2 separate regions of the Homo sapiens genome follow, and region 2 is linked to region 1. A link is a contact called in ENCODE Hi-C or POLR2A ChIA-PET data. All regions are on one chromosome and are shown on one strand. The core of a region is the stretch at or near the end of the contact, and the rest is flanking DNA. Distances in the headings are between cores, read along the strand shown. Region 1 overlaps ACOXL (acyl-CoA oxidase like). Region 2 overlaps ACOXL (acyl-CoA oxidase like).

What was found. Hi-C counts contacts between places; a loop is a spot of excess contacts on that map. ChIA-PET counts read pairs that join two places held with the same protein, here RNA polymerase II (POLR2A). Pooled maps may share reads with other maps.
Region 2: a map of CD8-positive, alpha-beta T cell shows a loop between it and region 1 (2.4-fold over the local background). The contact joins two enhancer-like sites. A Hi-C loop is called at or near these places in 3 of 168 maps with a recorded cell type or tissue (CD8-positive, alpha-beta T cell, naive thymus-derived CD4-positive, alpha-beta T cell and natural killer cell) and 3 of 50 pooled maps. POLR2A ChIA-PET finds 5 or more read pairs at or near these places in 1 of 52 experiments (naive thymus-derived CD8-positive, alpha-beta T cell).

The regions. Positions count from the first base shown.
Region 1 is chr2:110,812,076-110,818,284 of GRCh38, reverse strand. All of the region lies in intron 9 of ACOXL (acyl-CoA oxidase like), which reads right to left. Among named protein-coding and RNA genes, the nearest start is that of ACOXL, 83 kb to the right of the region's middle. RefSeq lists an enhancer at 4,874-5,374. Within about 2 kb of position 1,409, at least 2 of the 41 ENCODE cell types and tissues checked have a DNase peak (open chromatin) inside an H3K27ac peak, as active enhancers do.
Region 2 is chr2:110,990,786-110,997,256 of GRCh38, reverse strand. ACOXL (acyl-CoA oxidase like) reads right to left here. Exons shown (of 18, transcript NM_001142807.4): 14 at 1,253-1,364. Among named protein-coding and RNA genes, the nearest start is that of ACOXL-AS1, 120 kb to the left of the region's middle. Within about 2 kb of position 3,201, at least 8 of the 41 ENCODE cell types and tissues checked have a DNase peak (open chromatin) inside an H3K27ac peak, as active enhancers do.

The DNA of each region.
Region 1 (6,209 bases), core at 160-2,659:
ATAGCTGGGAATATAGGCGCATGCCATACCACACCAGGCTAATTTTTGTAATTTTAGTAGAGATGGGGTTTCATGTTGACCAGGCTGGTCTCAAACTCCTCACCTCAGGTGATCCCCCCGACTTGACCTCCCAAAGTGCTGGGATTACAGGCATGACCCACTGCACCCGGCCAAGTATACTTTTTGTACTCTCAGCACCTCTAGTGATTTGATGCTCGGAATTATCTTGCAACATTGACAAACATATCCTCTAAATTAAGGAGGCATTTTATGGCAGTAAAAGGTATAATTTGGCTGATGAGATCAGTCCCTAAAAAAAAAAAAAAAAAAAAGTCAGGAGCATGGATTGAAACAAAACTTGGACGAGACGGCAAATAGAAGAAAGGGAACGCGCCACAGTGAGCCAGCCCTTAGTGCCTTACACCATCAGCTATTTATTCAAGCATGAAAACTGTGACATCATTCTCACAACACTAATTAGACAAAGAAATGAGATATGCAAATATTTTTTAAAACTTGATTCTGCAACACTCTTGCCAGATAAAAGTTAATTTAGAAAAACACAACTCATCAGGCTGACTCTGGAGCCAATGTCCATCACCCTAACTACCTGACCTAGGATATCCCTGGAGAAAAATCAAGCACAAGATGTAGGCTGCCCCATGACCCTAGAGACAGCTCAAATCCTTGGAATCTCTCATGGGCCAGGTTGGCCCAAAGATCAGAGGAAGCACAGTTACCCAAGCAAGAAGCACAGAAGTTTCAAGAAACTGAAGATGCTGCACTTTGAGGCTCCAACATGTCCAGCATCCCTTCTCCAGTGCAGCCTCCAGATGAAGGGTCTTTCGCAAGAAGGGTTCTGTGGGACCCTCAAGTCATTCCGTAATCCTCAAGTCATTCCTCAAGTCATCCAAGTGGGACACAGATGTGTACAACCCTGCACTGCCCCACATGAGGTGATTGCCTCGCCAAGCTGCCTCCCCTCACAGAGCCTCTGTTTTCTTGGCTGTGAAACTGGAATCCTGGTGGAGTTGCTGTGAGCACTGAATGAGAACACACACATGGAATCTCAAGAGCCTAGCCCACGGGAGACCATCAGCACGTGGCAGCTCCTTCTCTCCTCCTGGACCGCCTTAGAACAAAGATGCTTGTGATGGGCTGGGTGCAGGGCTGAATTCAGTTCGCAGACAGCTACTGAGGGCCCCCTGTGTGCCTCGCACTGTGTGAAGTTCCTGCCCTTTCGTAGCTAAGGGAGAAGTAGGCAGACTGTTAACACCTGGGGCTGGAATAAGCCAGGCACTAAGAACAGCCCCAAAGGCAGGAAGCTTTCCCAGGGAAGCCACATCCATGCCCAGGCAACGGGTGAGCAAGAGAGGAAGACAGGGACAGTCACGGGCAGAGAGGCCAATCTGTGCTGAGTCCAGAGGTGACCAGGGTGGCCTGTTTGAGGAGCTGCAACCAGGTCTGTATTGCTGGAGTAAAAGATTCATTTCTCTCACCCGGATAGAATTCCCCTTAACCCAGTTCCTCTATACTTTAGGCCACGGCTGCTCTCTGAAGCTTTAATCCTATTACACAGCTGTCTTTAGAGAACAGGAGACCATCCCCGGACCTGTGTATCATCCACCTAGAATAGCACTCCAGTCACACTGACAATGTCATCAGACCCAGGAGACTCAGCCATGAGCAATCTGCAAGGGTGAGCCAAGGAGCAAGTAAGCACTGCAGGAAATAAAAACAAAACAGTCATTGCCCAGATACACACCTGCCTCAGCTGAAAATACCCTGGGGTGCACAAGTCCAAAAGATCTCCATATACACATTAGAAACAGAAAGTGCTTGTTTTTCTTTTTCTAAAGATTTAATTCATGATTCCAGGGCCAATAATACATTTAAATGCCACCAGATGACCCAAACCCAATCTCCACAGAGCTGTGATCTGGACTGACTTATTCTCTACCAAATAAGCCTTCCCCTTTGCCACTATATTTATTCATCTATCTCTCTATCCATCCACCCACACATCCATTCATCCATCCATTCATCCATCCATCCATCCATCCATCCATCATTTATCCATCTACCCATCCATTCATCCATCTATCCATCCATCCGTCCATCCATGCATCCATTTATACATCTGTCTATCCATCCATTCATCCATCCACCCACCCATCCATTCATCTACCCACCCATCTATCCATTCATCCATCTATTCATCTACCCATCCATCCCTCCATCCATCAATTAATCTATCTATTCATCCATCTATACATGCATTTTTCCATCCATTCATCCACTCACCCATCATCCATCTGTCCATTCACTGAGTGCTTACTAAGTACCAGGTCCTGTTCATCCAGAGGTGACCAAGAAGACACAGGTTCTGTCCTCTTGGACTTGACATTCCTAGTGACCAGCCTTGCAGGTGAGGCACCCCAAGCAAGACTTTCTTACCCCTGAGTTTGCTGAGTGGCAAATAAATATAGTTCCACAGAAGCCCTTGGGCACCCCACTCAGGGCCAACCTTGTAGGCAGAGAATGCCTGCTCCTCAGTTTACCTCCTTCGGTTCCTGCCTCTCCAAACTCAGATCAAGCTTGATCCAGAGGGAAGTCCCTACGATGCAGGCAACATTCTCCCCACTGCAAACCATGTAATAATCTGGAAAAGCCACATATCTTCACAGAAGCAGGGGACTTTGCTCCTTATTACAGACATGGCAGCACATACATTTTAAATATGAAAAACATCCCCTCCTTCTAAGGTCCCTGTATTGAAGTTTTCAAGGCACCTCACTTGGATTTTGTACAAATTGAGAAATAAACCAACAAGCATCAGATAGAGGCCAAATTAATAAAATACAAATTAACAAAGGAGAATATGAAATAGATTTCATACAATAGACAAAATGATCAAGAAGCTTGAAGATATTACTACTATAGTGATTGACATGGTTTGGCTGTGTTTCCACCCAAATCTCATCTTGAATTATAGTTCCCATAATTTCCATGTGTTGTAGGAGGGACACATTGGGAAGTAATTGAATCACGGGGGCAGTTTCCCTCATGTTGCTGTTCTCATGATAGTGAGTGAGTTCTCACAAGATCTGATGGTTTTATAAGGGGCTTTTACCCCTTTTGCTCAGCACTTCTCCTTGCTGCCACCATATGAAGAAGGACATATTTGCTCGCCCTTCCACCATGATTGTAAGTTTTCTGAGGCCTCCCCAGCCCTGCAGAACTGTGAGTTAATTAAACCTTTCTTTACAAATTACCCAGTCTCGGGTATGTCTTTATTAGCAACATGAGAACCAACTAATACATTGATGAAGGCATATGTTTCTTCTCCTAACAAGAAAAAAAACAAAGGCAATTAGAAATTCCAGGACAAACTAAAAACCTTAAAAAGTTACAATTATCAAAATATCAAGCAAATAAAAACATGATACAATTCTGAGTAATTTATAGAGTATAAGAAAAGTGATTCCATTTGACCTTGATGCTAGGAATATTGTTGTTCAAATTGTAAAGATATTTTGACATTAGACTTCTAGAGAAGAAATATGATCCTCATATACTATGTAGTTCTACAGTGAACAATACTTCGTAGCCCTGGCCTTAATAACACACAAACTTATAACAATAATACATAAAGTTATAACCCACAAATATTCTACTAACCATTATTTTGCTTCCCTTCTTAGAGCCTGTAAGGGTTTTGTGGTGGCAAATTTAAATGGCCCAGTTCACTTTTTAAAATTTATCTAAGGAATTGTAAACTTTTTTTGGCTTACTAAATTTCATTATGGTAGGCAAAGGTATCCAAACTTGTTCCGTTAAACTAAGCTAAAAAAAAAAAAATCCACTGGACACACTTAATAAGTGTTCATTCTAAATGGCCCTTTTCCCCATAAAAAGTCATCAATGAAAAGGCTGGATCAACTCATTTCCCCTCTTACTCCTGATCCCAGGACACAAAGCTCAGAACCACAGTGACACACAGCTGTGAGGCAAAGTCGGCAGTGCCACTAAAAATTAAACCAGGCCTCAGGTCACAGTGGAGAAGGAGGCCTGGATTCTGGCCCAGCCACTAACTATTTAACATCTACCAAATCCCAGTCTGAGTGAAATGTCCACATTTTCAACGTGGACACCAAATTTTTTAAATATTTGGTTTGGTTTGGTTAACCAAGGCAAATCCAACCATGCATAAAGTGTTCCAGGAACGCCAGTGAGCAGAGTTTATCCCAAGAACATCTGTCTTGAGGACTACAAAGCCACTCCAGCATTGGGTAACGGCCGGACCCCAGTGCTGGAATACCAGAGTGTAAGGCCCAGAAAGCTCTGGGCAAACTGTTACATCTTCCTACATCTCAGGTTCCTCATGTGGAAAATGGGAATCAGGACAGCACTCAGCTCACAGGGTTGCTCTGGTGATGAAATAAACAATTATATGTGAGGTGCTCAGAAAATTGTCCCTGATCAGGAAGGACTCAATACAAGTGAGTTACTATTTGACTGTGGCTTGAGCTGTTGTTGCCTTTCTCTATGGGAATCTACTACAGGATAGAACAAAGGAATGGAGCAATGAGCTGTGGAGTGAGGGAAAAGGACAGTAACCTGTACAAGCATCTATGCTACATGGACTATCAAGTTTCAGGTGGAAAAGCTCCTAGGGACAGCAGGCCAGTTGTCAATCATCCATATCTGACCTTCCAGGTGGCACAGGTCATGCTTTTCCCCAGAGGTGGCCAAAAGGACTTCCATGGAGTGAAGCCTGGGAAGCTCCTCACAGCTGCAGCCTGGGCATCGTTCTCCCGGTAGTAGATGAGCTGGCAGCTGGCGCCAAGGAAGGCAAGCCTCTCCCAAGCAGAGGCCTGGCTGGGAGCACTGGGAAGCAGTCACAATTATGGCAGCATCACACTGCCCCTCACAGCTGCCACTGCCACAACCCAAGGTTTGAGGAGGCTGGGGTTTCCTACAATGCCTGTGTAGCCTCTGATGACTTACTTAAAGGGAGTTCTGTTCCTTGAAATGTCACAGCCACAAACATCTAACATTCATGGGCCACATCAAATGGGGAGAGATGCCCAAGGACTTTCCTCTCCTGTAGCAGAGAGAAACTCCTTACCCTACCAAGAGCTTTCTGGCTGCCCATCTGTGAATGTGACGCAGATACTCTACTCATTGGGGAAGGGCTGGATGTCAGCTCCTAGGTCTTTGTGCCAGAGACCTAGAGGCCTCATTTGGAAAAGCTTCTATAAAGGACATGTACTGGACTCTGACCATAAAAACCCCACAACTGTCTCTGTATGGCATGTTACTCTCAGTACCCGCTGCCACATGTCCCTCCTGCCAGTGTAACCACAGAGGCTCCACACAGCACCAAGTGTTTCAGCTACCCGGATGCACCATGAGTCCCCAGAGGGCACACGCCTGTTCCAGGTCATCTCTGTCACCTCCTAGCACGATTCACAGTGCTGAGAGGAAGGCGTACAACACGTCTTCGTGGAATCGAAGCAAATTCAAAATGGAAATTCTTTCAAATATCCATTTCAGATACACATGTCCTGTGCTACTTACTATCTCTGGCTGCACTTCTCTCTAGCTCTTCGGTCTTTGAGGAAAAGGGCAGTAGATGTATCTTTTAAGGAGAAATGTTTATGAATGGAGCTGGAGGCCATTATCCTCAGCAAACTAACACAGAAACAGAAAACCAAATACGGCATGTTCTCACCTATAGTGGGAGCTAAAGGATGAGAACTTATGAACACAAAGAAGGAAACAACAGACAGTGGGGTCTACTTGAGGAGGGAGTGGGGAGGAGGGAGAGGAGCAGAAAAGGTAACTATTGGGTACTGGGCTTAATACTTGGGTGATGAAATAATCTGTACAACAAACCACCATAACATGAGTTTACCTATGTAACAAACCTTCTCATGTACTCCCCAACCTAAAATAAAAGGTTACAAAAAGGACAAATGTTTAAATTTCGGTTGTTAAATATGTAAACAACTGCTATAGAAAACCAAAAAACATTATTTAACCATTTTATACCCATCCAAAATGCTGCAAACATATGTTTTTAAAGAGGTTTATGAGTCAAATTATATCCTGAAGAGTTGTCAAAATAACTCTACATCCTATTTACAACCTTGGTCTTGAGTCCAACAATTACTCAGCTCATGTATCCTTCTTCTTATGTTGAC
Region 2 (6,471 bases), core at 1,952-4,451, 180 kb before region 1:
ATTTGTTATCCATAGGTTAGATTTCTATCATTTCACTCTGCTTCTGTTTTCTTCTCTTATCGTTTTGTCTTTAGCCTTTTCTTCTATAGTCTTCGAAAACAGTTTACAGATTGCATTTTCTCCCTTGTTAATTCTGCTCTTCACCGCAGCTGTAGCATTTTTCCTTTTGGATATATCCATCTCTTATTTTGGCTGGCTCCATGTTTGATATGTGGAGGATATGTGGAGTGATTTAAACCCAACTGAATGCGTTTGTGGGGTCTGGCACAGCCTCACCTCAGATCTACGCCTGGGGGAAAAATTGATTTACACAATTCCTAGCCTGGCTTCCTGCAGGTTCTCATCCAGTGTGGCTTTGTTCCACGAGGGTGGATCTTGGCTGCTTTCTGCTTCCAGGGCACTTCTGTTTCCAAAGCATTTCCTAAGAGAATACCCATTCCCATGTACCATCCATCCTCTTCCCTTCTACCCCTGCTGTGTTGTACTAGGAGACATGACCTTGAAATTCATATAAAAAGGGGTGAACTGGAAGGGGAGAATTGCAGGAATCCAATTCTGGCTGGCTTGGAACCTAATTCCCATGCAGAAGGAGAGAAGCAACCTGGACTCTTGTTATGGTAGCCCTGAGCCCCTGGCCTGGACATAGAATAGGAGCAGTAAAGCCTTCTCCTGGGGTTCCATTGGCTATTCTGTGCCGGATCAGAAGATGAAACAGATATTGCTAGGGTGGACAGTGATCCCTCAAACTAACCCCACTGGCACTGTACTTGGTGGAAATTTCCTCTAGATTTCTATCAATGCTGACACAAGGTTTTATGCTTTTGCAGAGCTTTACAGGTATTTTAATAGGAGACAGAATGCATCTTAGACTAACCCAATGTTAATTTTTACATATGCCTGAGGCAGTTCCCCTCCCTGTCTTAGAGAACGATGTACTCTTTATACACATAAAACAATGATTTTTCAACTTTGATAAGGGCTGAAAATTACACCACTCATCAACTCCCATGGCAGCCACATGATGCCTGCAGGTGGAATTCTACAAGATGACATAAAGGGGGTTAAACAGAAGCATCCTGGCCTCTAGAGCAAGCAACGGTATCATGCAAAATGGCCCGTAGGAACTCTAGCCGCTTCCAGGAGCTTGTCATTAGGCTGACTCATCCTCTACTAAACTTAACAGATAGTTCACCAGCAAGGATATCCCTTAAACACATGTCAAAAGGAAAAATATAACACAGTGTATCTTTACCTTATAATAAATTCTGGCCACCAAACCCCGCTGAAGAACCCTTTCACGAAATTTCACTGCTTTCAACAGAAAGGCGAGATCATCAACTGTGTCCATGTTAAATGCCAGGAAACTGAAAGAAAATCACGGTGACCATCATTATTATTTTGGCCTCACCAAGAATTTCATTTGAAAGAAATAGAGTAGGTTTGTTTTTTAAAACTATTTTTTTCTGTAGAAAAATAGTGTCAATAGACATAATCTCCCCATCCCATCTCTCACTGACTGTATTCATAATTCTTTTCGGTAATCTTAGCTCTAGTTTATTCTAGGTGGTTGTCCTTGTGGTATAGAGATGATTTGGTTTCCTAATTGTTCCACTTACTATTGTATTATAAGTAGTGTTCAATATTTTACATAGTCTTTCTTAGTTAACAGCAATGTAATTTCTGTCAAGTATAATCAACCATTATACAATTCATGTATAACTCAATCATTATACAATTCTTTTTTTTTTTTTTTTTTTGAGACAGAGTCTCACTCTGTTTCCCAGGCTGGAGTGCAGTGGCACGATCTCGGCTCACTGCAACCTCCACCTCCTGGGTTCAAGTGATTCTCATGCCTCAGCTTCCTGAGTAGTGGGGATTACAGGCACATGCCACTGTGCCTGGCTAATTTTTGTATTTTTAGTAGAGACAGGGTTTCACCATATTGGCCAGGCTGGTCTTGAACTGCTGACCTCAAGTGATCTGCCCACCTCAGCCTCCCAAAGTGCTGGGATTACAGGCATGAGCCACTGTGCCTGGCCCCCATTATACAATTCTGTCAAGTGAGTTTATAATAATAACTCAACCACTATACAGCTCTATCAAGTGAGTTTATAATAACCACTGCTGGGCATTTATTATAATTATTATAATTGGATATTAATAATCAAATATATCTATTACAAAATATTTATCAATTAATAATACTTATTAAATATATTATATATCAGGAATTGTGTTCATTATCTGCTGTGAATTATTCAATTTTCTCGATAATTCTAGAATACTATAATTATCCAATGTAGAGTTTAGGAAACTGAGGCTTAGCAAGATTTGGTAACTTGCTCAAGGTCACACAGGCAGAACTCAGTCAAGCTCAGGTTTTGTTGGGGAACATCAGCATTTAAAGCAAGAGGCACCCTGGAGGGAAGTGATAGGGCTGTGTGCAAGCACAGGGGAGGATGTGCTACAGAGATGGTAGCTTTCTTCAGCAGGCAGCAATTCCCATCTTTCCCATTTGGCAAATGAGGAAACTGAGGCACAGAGGAGTTAAGAGAGGTAAGCACAGACTCAAAACAACCAAGTTCACAATTAAAAGCTCGTGAGCTTTTCATCATGAAACTCTATTTCATGCCAATTTTATGGACCCACCATGAACCTTTAGATAACCTAGACAACCAGGGGAAGGGTTAATTCACACTTAGGGTTTCCCATAGCACAGCCACCTCTTGCCCTCCCCTTTCCCCACTTCCTGAGGAAGTAAGTTATTACAAGACTCAAATAACTTAAATTCATATTAACTAAAAAAAAACCCAAGTGGCTGTTGTTGCTCAATCAGAAGGCACGAGAGAAACGTTAAGAAGCAATTGACGCAGTGCTTTTGAGATGCCAAGTGCTGAATTAATAATCACCCTCCATTTAGACAGGGAAGAGGAAAGTATTTACATGCCAATTACCGGGACATTTAAAAGATGTCAATGTTTATTCTGAATCTGGGCTTTAAGAAGTTTGGGTTTCTGCCTCAGTCTATTTAATGAAAGATGTAAAAAGCTTTCATATATTATTGAAAAGTATGTTTTAGTCATTCCAGGGGCTGATATTGGAAATTAGCTTCCCTGGAATTCAGACTGTAGAACATGTTTGTCCACCTGAGATTGTGAACTGCACGTGCTGCAGGAAGGGGATCTCACCCACTCGCTGAGTCATGTGAGTCACATGTCATGTAGGTCTAGGAGCCTGCCCAGTGCAGTAGAGTGTGCAGACTTTCTTTAAAAATAGAAACATTGCTAAAGGCAACCTCCTTGTAACTGTGTATTTTACAAGAAGATCCAAATGACTCTATTTTTAAATAAAGTTTAAATTAAATTAAAATAAGTATCATTAGACATCAGGGAAATGCAAACGGAAACCATAGTGAGGTAGCATTATACATCCACCAGAATGACTACAATTAAGTACACTGACATCAAGTGTTGCCCAGGATCTGGAGAAACCAGAACTCTCATGCTTGCTGATGGGAGTGTAAAATGGTGAAATCTCTTTGCAAAATGTTGTCACAGTTTCTGATAAAAATAAATGAACACATACCCTATGATCTAGCAGTTTCACTCCTACTAATTGCCTAAGAGAAATAAAAACATATGCTCACAAAAAAGGTTATACAAGAATGCTCATAGCGGTTCTACTCACAGAAGTGAGAAACAGCAAACATCCCAGGTGTCTATTCATCCATAAGAGAATGATTCTACTATATCCATAAAGTAAAATACTACAATAATGAAAAGAAACAAACTAATACACACAACAACATGGGTGAATGTCAAAAAGTATTATGCCAATTTCACGAGGCAGCTACAAAAGAGTACATACTGCCTGGTTCTGTTTATGTGAAGTTCTAGTATAGAAAAACTAATCTGTGGTGGGAAAATATCAGAAGAGTGGCTGTATCTGCGTAGTGAGATTGTCCAAGAAGGGGCATGAAAGAACTTTCTGGAGTGATGATCTGTATCTTAATATGAGTTTGGTTACATAGGTTTATGCATGTGTCAAAACTCAGTGAATGTACACTTAAGATTTGTGCATTTTATTGTACGTAAATTCAACATAAGAAGAACTATAACTAAATATGTAACTGTAGTTAATGACGCTCATGCTAAATTATTTAGAAATGTGCTGATGTCTACAGTTTATTTTGAAATGGATCAAAAAGAGAAGGTGAATGGATGGGTGAGTTCCATACACAGATCCATAGATATGATAGTGATATAGCAGGTACAGTAATAGGTTGATAGAATCTCCATGGTTTGTACATAAATGCTTCCTGTAAAATTATTTCAACTTTGCTGAATATTTGTAAATTTTACAGCATAATGTAGAAAAACACGTTGGGTGCAAGGCAAAATCTTGACTTTCCTGGACATCTACCACCACCTCCTAAAGGTCCACAGGCTGATGAGAGTGGGAGGGGCCCCAGTGGCAGGCTACCATGCAGGAGGAAGAGAGACAACCCTTGCAGGGACAAGCCAGAGCTGAATGGGGCTATCTGCAGAGCCAGGTACAACCCCCTTTCAAAGCCACTTCCTTTCAGGGCTCCTCTCCCTGCCATGCTCCATCTGCCTTACCTCGTCCCATGGAGGCTTTTCAGTACCATGACTGACTCCTTCCAGGCCGAAATGAGGGGTAGTTACTGTGCGGACAAATGGGTGCCCACTGGAGGGATTTAAGGGTACCAGGAAGTTCTCAGCCCATCTTTCCTCAGGTCCCCACCTGCTCAAGAGTACCTTTCTCAGGGCTGTCACTATGCCTACTATCCTACTGCTCTCGGAGTGCAGACTCCATGAAGACAGAGCCCCTAGTAACTGCTGATCACCAATGCTTAGAGAAGTGCCCGGTACACAGTGAGTGCTGAAAACACTTTGATGACAAAGGCTTTCCTTCATATAAAGTCAGAGTAAGTAAAGTTTCGGGATTTAAGTAGATAAACACAGGGACTGAATCAGTAAAACCTAGATGTGTGGGAGACAGATGTACACTGTTTTGGAGGTTAATAACTGAGACAAAAATAAATGGACTGGAACTTTCCAAATATTTACATTTGGAATACTGCCTTTGGCACATCTCAACTCTGTGCTGGAAAATGTGCTAGGGATATAGATTTGCATATGGGTGAGAGCGTGTCGTGCTTCCAAAATGATGGAATCAAGCCCTGCTTTGCTATCTGAAAAAGAAACGAAAGGGCAGATGATTTGTGGCCAGTTGGGGAACAAGTTTCCTGCAAGGATGGAACTGATTCTGGTGGGGAGTCGTACTATTCTTTCAACTCCTTAATATGTTGGACAATTTTCAAACTAATACATTGGAGGAAAAAGCTAACCATACTGTAAACGTCCTACTCAACAGCTAGAAATATTAGGAAGACCCACTAGCTCTAGTATGAAGACAAATGGAGACATTTAAACTAACAGAGACTCCAGTGAAACAGTCCTAACATGTAGGAGCTCGTGTTTTCAAGCTTTAAGATGGACCACAGTTTGAATAAACAGGGTCCTGAGCAGCAATAAAAAAAGGAAAAAAAAAGACAGATAACAGATTTCTCAATTTCACGTCATCCCAATGGCTATAAAGAATCCCAGGCCATCATTTACTGTGTTTTCCATGTGTTTAATCAGGATTGTGAGATTCTATTTTCTAATGAATAGTTTCCTTAGAAACTAGTTCAATACTTTTGGTTTGAGGGACCAATAATCTCATTCAAAAAAATAATAATTAAAAAATACACAAAAGAAAAAAGCATAACAAGCTCTCTAAAAGTATAATATAGGAGACAATACATTCATGAGCATAAATCAATGAAATAGAAAAGAAAGGTATGACACAAAGGATCAAAGGGAAAAATCAGTTGTTTGAAAAATAACAATAAACCAGTCAAACATCTGAATGAGACTGAGCAACAACAACAAAGAAAGGAGAAAGCATAAGAAGGCATTTTAGGAATGACAAATGAGACACAACTACAGATCTAGCAGAAGTTAAAAAGGTAATGATAGAATAGTACACATAAAAACTTATACCAATAAAATCAAAACCAAATGAATAAATTCCTAGAAAAATACAATTTACTTAAACTAACATGAAAAGAAAAGCCTAGGCTTTAAACAATTAAGCTAATTAAATAGTTTACTCGCCAAGCCCGGATTATTTTCAAATTTGATGAATTATCAAATTCTTTCACAGAATAAGAAACCACTCCCCCCAAAATAACTCTATGAGAGATGTAAAACTTTGACATAAATCTAAATCAGGCATGTACAAGAATGGAAAACCATAAATATACAATCTCCTCCCCCTAAAAAATACTAACAAGCCAAATCCAAGAAAATATAAATATGATAATACAGCATAACAAAATTGAGTGTTTCTTAAGCATGCAAGGGTAGTTTAACATTAGATGATCGGCAAAAATTATTCACCAAA